Regions from separate parts of the Homo sapiens genome. Here region 1 is linked to region 2. Evidence: read pairs that join two places in POLR2A ChIA-PET (ENCODE). Cell type or tissue: GM12878. All regions are shown on one strand. Each heading gives the region's core, and the rest is flanking DNA. Links, peaks and the distances in the headings are about the cores only.

What was found. Peaks named below come from ENCODE experiments on the same cell type or tissue, not always from the same donor. Only the 100,000 strongest peaks of a DNase experiment are listed, where the experiment ranks them.
Region 1: POLR2A ChIA-PET joins it to region 2 with 12 read pairs; 10 of 35 experiments call an interaction of 5 or more read pairs at or near these places.

What each region holds. Positions count from the first base shown.
Region 1 is chr17:38,861,293-38,865,682 of GRCh38, reverse strand. TRC-GCA14-1 (tRNA-Cys (anticodon GCA) 14-1) reads left to right here and starts at 3,928; the gene lies at 3,928-3,999. RefSeq lists an enhancer at 1,704-1,783. In GM12878, for the core only: a CTCF peak has its summit at 613; a DNase peak (open chromatin) is centred at 2,030; H3K4me3 peaks cover 425 bases; H3K27ac peaks cover 810 bases.
Region 2 is chr17:38,772,447-38,776,836 of GRCh38, reverse strand. All of the region lies in intron 7 of PIP4K2B (phosphatidylinositol-5-phosphate 4-kinase type 2 beta), which reads left to right. Among named protein-coding and RNA genes, the nearest start is that of PSMB3, 22 kb to the right of the region's middle. In GM12878, for the core only: no CTCF peak of the experiment used is centred there; no DNase peak of the experiment used is centred there.

The sequences.
Region 1 (4,390 bases), core at 156-4,155, 89 kb before region 2:
GCAAGACTCTGTCTCAAGAAAAAAAGAGAGAGAGAGAAGCCAGTTGGGAATCTATTGTAATAATACGGGTCAGAGATGGTGGTGATGTCTTAGACTACAGTGTTTTATTAGTTTTATATTGCTGATATAACAAATTACAGTCTATTTGCATAAAACAACAGAAATTTATTATCTTCACAGTTCTGGAGGTCAGAATCCCAAAATCAATTTCACTGGGCTGGCTGGGCTCGGTGGCTCATGCCTGTAATCCCAACACTTTGGGAGGCCAAGGCAGGCAGATCACGAGGTCAGGAGTTCGAGACCAGCCTGGCCAATATGGTGACATCCCTTCTCTACCAAAAATAGAAAAATTAGCCAGGCATGGTGGCTCACGCCTGCAGTCCCAGCTACTCAGGAAATTGAGGCAGAAGAATCGCTTGAACCTAGGAGGCGGAGGTTGCAGTGAGCCGAGATGGTGCCACTGCACTCCAGCCTGGGTGACAGAGTAAGACTCCATCTTAAAAAAAAAAAAAAAAAAAAATCCACAGGGCTAGAATTAAAATGTTAGTATGACTGCATTCCTTCTGTAGGCTTTAGGGGAGAATCCGTTTCCTTGACTTTCCCAGCCTATAGAGGCCGCTACATTGCTGCCTCATTGCCTCTTCCCCAGTTGTCAAAGCCAGCAGCATATCATCCTGTCTCCGTCTAGCCTTGGTTTCCATGCTTCCATGTTACCATCTCCTCTCTCTGTGACTCTGATCCTCCTGCCTCCCTCTTGTAAGGACCTGTGGGATTACACTGAGCTCACCTGGATAATCCAGGATAACCTCACATCTCAAGATATTTAATTTAATCATATCTGTAAAGTTGCTTTTATCATGAGAGGTAACATAGTCACAAATAGATTCACAAGGAGACTGGGATGTAGACATGTTTGGAGCGTCATTATTTAGTCTATTACAAGTAGGAACAAGTAGAACAGCCGAGCTAGAGAAGAATGCAGGTGGCCAGGCACAATGGCTCACGCCTGTAATTCCAGCACTTTGGGAGGCCCAGGTGGGCAGATCACCTGAGGTCAGGAGTTCGAGACCAGCCTTCTCAACATGGCAAAACCCCACTCTACAAAAAACACAAAAATTACCCAGGTGTGGTGGCACACACCTGTAATTCCAGCTACTCGGGAGGCTGAAGCAGGAGAATCAATAGAACCCAGGGGTGGGAGGTTGCAGTGAGCCAAGATCGCACCCCTGCACTCCACCCTGGGTGACAGAATGAGACTCCATCTAAAAAAAAAAAAAAAAAAAAAAAAAACAAAAACGCCAGGCGCGATGGGTCATGCCTGTAATCCAAGCACTTTGGGAGGCCAAGGTGGGTGGATCACCTGGGGTCAGGAGTTCGAGACCAGCCTGGCCAACATGGTGAAACCACGTCTCTACCAAAAACACAAAAAATTAGCCAGCCATGGTTGTGGGTGCCTGTAATCCCAGCTATTCCGGAGGCTGAGGCAGGAGAATTGCTTGAACCCAGGAGGCAGAGGTTGCAGTGAGCCAAGATCACACCACTGCACTCCAGCCTGGGCAAGAGGAGCAAAACTTAGTCTTGGAGGGAAAAAAAACAGAAAGAAAAGAGAAAAATCCCACTGAGAAAGGGGCGAGTTTAGGGGAAAAAAAATGAGTTTATTTTTAAAACTCTTAAAAGAAAGTAACAAAGTACAGCCCCATGTCCTCACAGACATCATGTTCCAGTATTGGGATGAACATGTTTCATTTAAGGTGCTTAACTGATATTTAAGAGTATGCGTTTCGAAGCCTGGCGCGGGGGCTCACGCCTGTAACCCCAGCACTTTGGGAGGCCAAGGTGGGCGGATCACGAGGTCAGGAGATCGAGACCATCATGGTGAACACGGTGAAACCCCGTCTCTACTAAAAATACAAAAAAATTAGCCAGGCGTGGTGGCGGGTGCCTGTAGTCCCAGCTACTCAGGAAGCTGAGGCATGAGAATGGCATGAGCCTGGGGGGCAGAGCTTGCAGTGAGCCGAGACCGCACCACTGCACTCCTGCCTGGCTGACAGAGGAGACACCCTCTCAAAAAAAAAAAAAAAAAAAAAAAAGGAAGAGGCAAGCTCTTCATCTGACAGCAAGAGGAGAAAGAAGGTGTGGAAGGTTTAAGAAAGGAGAGACTGTGTGAAATAGTCATTTTGGAGCATGAAAAAGTAAACATATTTGGGCAATAGTGAAGCAATGCTAGACAGAAAGCATGTTTTACATTGATTGGCACAAACTTGTGCACCTTTTTTCTTCAGCAACATTCAGCTGCTTGGGTGCAGGTTTGGTGGAATCCCATCGGTGAGTTTAACTAGGCTGTAGTTTGGTGATTACGACCAGGGATTACCATGAACCAGGCACTGCGCCGACTACTTTGGAAAATGCAAGAAATAATGCAACATGATCCCTACCCTCAAAAAATGCACAATCTTGGCCGGGTGTGATGGCTCACGCCTCTACTCCCAGAACTTTGGGAGGCAGAGGCGGGCGGATCACTTGAATTTAGGAGTTCAAGGCTAGCCTGGCCAACATGGTGAAACCCCGTCTCTACAAAAAATACAAAAATTAGCTGGGCCTGGTGGTGCGCACCTGTAATCCCAGCTACTCAGGAGGCTGAGGCACTAGAATCCCTTGAACCCAACAGGCGGAGGTTGCAGTGAGCCGAGATGGTGTCAGTGCACTCCAACCTGGACCACAGAGCGAGACCAAAAAAAAAGTAAAAAATTGGTAGTGAGAAGGAAGAAAATGAACAGGCAATCACAGGTAAAAGACTTTTCTGGCCGGGCCAGGTGGCTCACGCCTGTAATCCCAGCACTTTGGGAGGCCGACGCGCGCGGATCACCTGAGGTCGGGAGTTCGAGACCAGCCTGACCAACAGGGAGAACCCTCGTCTCTACTAAAAATACAAAATTAGCCGGGGTGGTGGCGCATGCCTGTAATCCCAGCTACTCGGGAGGCTGAGGCAGGAGAATCGCGTGAACCCGGGAGGCGGAGGTTGTGGTGAGCCGAGATCACGCCATTGCATTCCAGCCTGGGCAACAAGTGGGAAACTCCGTCTCAAAAAAAAAAAAAAAAGAAGAATACTTTCCTAATGGAAACCTGTTGATGTTTGAAGGAGCCAGGGGAAGAGGAAGTGATTGAAGATGCTGGAGAAAATGGAGACAACGGAGACACACCTGGCCCGGAAGCAGAGATGGTCTTGGGAAGGACAAGGGAAGTACTTCCTCTTGTGTGCAAAGCACGGGGCTGAGGATTCACTGCAGCTCACGTTGCAGGCACAGAGGCTAAAAAATTGACTTGAAGCATTCCCAAATGCAGCCGGACGCGGTGGCTCACGGCTGTAATCCCAACACTTTGGGAGGCGGAGGTGGGCAGATCCTGAGGTCAGGAGTTCGAGACCAGCCTGACCAACATGGTGAAACCCACGTCACTACTAAAAATATAAAAATTAGCCCGGTGTGGTGGCGGGTTCCTGTAGTCCCAGCTACTCGGGAGGCTGAGGCAGGAGAATGGCGTGAACCCGGGAGGCGGAGCTTGCAGTGAGCCAAGATGGCGCCACTGCACTGCAGCCTGGGCAACAGAGCGAGACTCCATCTCAAAAAAATAATAAAAATAAATAATAAAATAAGAGAATTCCCAGATGCCAGAGGTAAAAAAGGCTGTAGTGGAAAAAAAAGGGGGCGCTATAGTGATGGAAAAGAGGGATCCCACTGCACATCCGTACAAGACCCTCAAGCCAGAATCAGAGAGGACTTAGACTTCTCTTTTCTCTCCCACCACTTTACTTGGGTCCAGATCACTCTAAATAGTTTATCATAGACACCAAACTATTCTGAATCACTGCAGGCAATGTCTGATCAGAAAACACTACATTTAAGACGCAGTCTTCCTTTTTTTGGTAGAGGGGGTATAGCTCAGGGGTAGAGCATTTGACTGCAGATCAAGAAGTCCCCGGTTCAAATCCGGGTGCCCCCTCACAGCCACCGTTTTAACACAGTGACGGGCAAGAAAGATAAAGCTCTCGGAGCATTCTGTGGTGGATACTGGGAAAATAATAAACTACGTATTACCCCCTTTTCACCTTCATAGACTTCACCTTCTACAAAGTATATCAACATACAAACTGGTAAGTTATAGGAGGATGTGTTATCTGCAACTTTGGAGTGTTCTCTGAATCCCTGGTAGTTGTAAGTGTGATGTGGGGATCCTGGGTGTCCTTTAGGCCCTTTCTGCGTGCAAGAAAGGATTTTTTTTTTTAAGGTAGTCTCGCTCTGTCGCCCAAGCTGGAATGCAATGGCTTGATCTCAGCTCACTGCAAACTCTGCCTCCCAGGTTCAACTGATTCTTCTGCCTCAGTCTCCCGAGT
Region 2 (4,390 bases), core at 173-4,172:
AATCTGGGGAGGACAGGTGCTAAATAGTGAAAATGTTATCTGGACCACTTGATAACTCAGCGTCTCCTTCTCTTTTAATAAATTGAGAGGCTGCTCGTTAAAACCAAATCCTACAAACAAACTTGGGAAAAAAAATTTTTTTTAATTGTGGTAAAATACATATAATAATAGGTGTTTTTTTTGTTTGTTTGTTTGTTTTGTTTTTTTTTAGGAGATTCTCGTTCTGTCCCCAGGCTGGAGTGCAGTGCAGTGGCACGATCTCGGCTCACTGCAACCTCCGCCTCCTGGGTTCAAGTGATTCTCCTACCTCAGCCTCCCAAGTAGCTGGGACTATAGGCACGCACCTTAACCATTTTGATATATAGTTGAGTGGCATTAAGTATATTCACATTGTTATGCAACCAGCACTACCATTCATCTCTGAACTTTTATCTTTCCCAGCTGAAACTCTATACCCATTAAATACTAATTCCCAATTCCCCCTCCCTAACCCCTGGCAATCAGTGTTCAATTTTCTGCCCCTATGAAGTTGACTACTCTAGGAACTTCACATAAGAGGAAGCAAACAGCCAAGCGAGGTGGCTCATGCCTGTAATCCCAGCACTTTGGGAGGCTGAGGTGGGCGGATCTTCTGAGGTCAGGAGTTTGAGACCAGCCTGACCAACATGGAGAAACCCAGTCTCTACTGAAAATACAAAATTAGCCGGGCATGGTGGTGCACGCCTGTAATCCCAGCTACTTGGGAGGCTGAGGCAAGAGAATCGCTTGAACCCAGGAGGCGGAGGTTGCGGTGACCCTCCAGCTTGGGCAACATGTTATGAATGAAACTCCATCTCAAAAAATAAAAAAAAAAAAAGGAAGCAAACAGCAGTTGTCCTTTTGTGACTCTGTTATTTTGCTTAGCATAATGTCTTCAGGGTTCATCCATACTGTATCATGTGTCAGAATTTTTTTCTTTTTATTATTTATTTATTTGTTTTGAGACAGAGTCTCGCTCTGTTGCCAGGCTGGAGTGCAGTGGTGCGATCTCGGCTCACTGCAACCTCCGCCTCCCGGGTTCAAGCGATTCTCCTGCTTCAGCCTCCCAAGTAGCTGGGACTACAGGCGCGTGCTGCCACGCCCAGCTAATTTTTGTATTTTTTTAGTGGAGACGGGGTTTCACCATGTTGACCAGGATGGTTTCGATCTCCTGACCTCGTGATCTGCCTGCCTCGGCCTCCCAGAGTGCTGGGATTACAGGCGTGAGCCACCACACCTGGCCAGAATTTCTTTCTTTTTAAAGCTGAATAAGGCTGAGCATGGTGGCTAACACCTGTAATCCCAGCAGCTCAGGAGGCTGAGGCAGAAGGACTGCTTGAGGCCAGAAGTTGGAGACCTGGGCAATTTACTGAGATCCTGTCTCTACAAAAAATTAAAAACTAGCTGGGTGTGGTGACATGTGCCTGTAGTCCTAGCTATTCAGGAGGCTGGGTGGGAGGATCCCTTGTGCCTAGGAGTTCACGGTTGTGGTGAGCTATGATCATGCCACTGTGCATCAGCCTGAACTAGAGGGTAAGACCCCATCTCTTTAAAAAACAAAACAAAAGCTAGGCGCGGTGGCTCACGCTTGTAATCCCAGCACTTTGGGAGGCCAAGGCAGGCGGATCACGAGGTCAGGAGATCGAGACCATCCTGGCTAACACGGTGAAACCCCGTCTCTACTAAAAATGCAAAAACAAAATTAGCCAGGTGTGGTGGTGGGCGCCTGTAGTCCCAGCTACTCGGGAGGCTGAGGCAGGAGAATGGCATGAACCCGGGAGACGGAGCTTGCAGGGAGCCGAGATCGTGCCACTGCACTCCAGCCTGGGCGACAGAACGAGACCTCATCTCAAAAACACACACACACACACACACACAAAAACTGATTAATATTCCATTGTATGGATGTATTACATTTTGTTTATTCATCAGTTAATGGACACTTGTTATATCAGTTGGGGTTCTCCAGAGAAACAAAACCTATAGGATGTTTTGTAAATCTCTTTATACCAAGATATTTATTTTTTATTTTATTTATTTATTTTTTTTGAGACAGAGTCTTGCTCTGTCACCCAGGCTGGAGTACAGTGGCGCGATCTTGGCTCACTGCAAGCTCCGCCTCCCGGGTTCACGCCATTCTCCTGCCTCAGCCTCCCGAGTAGCTGGGACTACAGGCGCCCACCACCATGCCCAGCTAGTTTTTTTTGTATTTTTAGTAGAGATGGGGTTTCACCATGTTAGCCAGGATGGTCTTGATCTCCTGACCTCATGATCTGCCTGCCTCGGCCTCCCAAAGTGCTGGGATTACAGGTGTGAGCCACCACGCCCGGCCCTAAGAGATTTATTTTAAGGAATTGTTTCATGGGATTATGGATACCAACGAGATCTGCAGTCAGCAAGCCGGAGGCCCAGGAGAGCTGGTGGTGTGGTTTTATTCTACAGGCCATCAGGCCACCAGGCAGAAGGAGTTCCCTCTTCCTCACCGGAGGGTCACCCTTTTTCTTCTCTTCAGGCCTTCTGCTGATTGGATGATGCCCATCCACACTGGGGAGGGCCATCTGCTTTACTCAGTCCACCAGTTCAATGCTCATTTCACCCAGAAACCCTCACAGACACACCCAGAATAATGCTTGACCAAGTGTCTGGGCACTCAGGCCCAGTCCAGCTGGCATATACAATTAGCCATCACACTTAGGTTGCTTCCACCTTGTAGCTGTTGGGAATAATGCTACTGTGAACATGGGTGTCATAAACTTCGTTTTGCTAGGAAGCGTTTCCTTAGTCACCCCCAACTATGTTCTTTCCTTATTCTGCCTTTCATCATCTGACATTATTTGTCCTGAGTCTTTGTCCTTCTCCCTTTTCTACCCTCTCCCCCTACTGTGGTTCTGAGAAGAATTTAATGCAGTTTACTCAGTGCATTTGTTTTCAATGCATGTTGCTTTATAAATGTTCTCAGGTGGGTGGAGGGCATGGTGCATGGACCTTCTTTTTCCTGGGACCCTAGCCCCTTCTCCCTGGGCCTTGAGAAGGCTTTGTCTGGAAGTGCTCAGAGTGGCATCCCTCCCTCCCTTCCTCTTCCAAGGAGATCCTGCTGGGCTCCCATCTTTAGGGCTCCTTGTCCTTAGTTGTGTTCTGGGCTCGTGCATAGAGCTGCTCTGCTTCCATGATGATTCTCCTCCTAGTTCTCTGTTAGGACCTAACATGGTGGTCAGTCTAACAGTCTCCTAGTGACCACTGTATGATGGTGACTGCACTCTTGCCTCATTATTAGCTAAACTGGAATGCTAGCTGGCCATTTCCATCCTGTATCATTCCATACTTTGTCTTGAAATCCTAGATAAAAGACTTGAACCACCACCCTGCTCACAGCACCCATTATACAGATGAGAAAACTAAGGCTTGGCAAGGGGAGTCACATGATGCTAGGGGAGGACTTTCCCCCAGCACCACACAGCCTCTTTTGACCTTCAGGGAATGGGTTGAGAATATTGGTTGGTTCTGGCTGCCATTCTTGTATGGTTTTGTGTTCCCTTTTCCTTTTTTTTCTATTTTTACCTGGGCTGAAAAGTCGATGACATAGTTTTTTCAGACTTTGTCTCTGAGGCCAGTTAGAAGTATATTTTACCTTGCAACCCAATGGATACACACAACTGAAACACTGTCTACCCTTATTTTCTGTCATGTATTCTGATATTTTCTATTCTATTTTATTATACAGTAGTCCCCCCTTATCAGCAGGGGACATGTTCCAAGATCCCCAGTGGACGCCTGAAGCCACAGATAGTACTGAACCCTGTATATACTATGCGTGAATTTTTTTTCCTTCTTCACAATTTCACGGATAGAAGATTTGTTCTTACAGGAGATCTTAGCAACCTCAGCATGCAATTTATTTTCTTTGTAAGTCAAGAGCTTTCACCTTTTCACTTAAAGCTGGCCAGGTGCAGTGGCTCACACCTGTAATCCCAGCACTTTTGGGAGGCTGAGGCAGGTGGATCACTTGAGGTCAGGAGCTCGAGACCAGCCTGGCCAACATGATGAAACTGTCTCTACTAAAAATACAAAAATTAGCTGAGTGTGGTGGTGCATGCCTGAAGTCCCAGCTACTTGGGAGGCTGAGACAGGAGAATCACTTGAACCTGGGAGGTGGAGGTTGCAGTGAGCCGAGATTGCACCAGTGCACTCTAGCCTGGTGACAGAGCAAGACTCTGTCTCAAAAAAAGAAAGCACTTTATGGCTTCTCTTTGGCATATCTGAATTGCCAACATCACTACTCTTGCTCTGTGGAGTCATAATGAAGTCAAATATGGGTTACTTGAATACAAGCACTGTGATACAACTATAGTGAACTGATAACCAAGACAGCTAC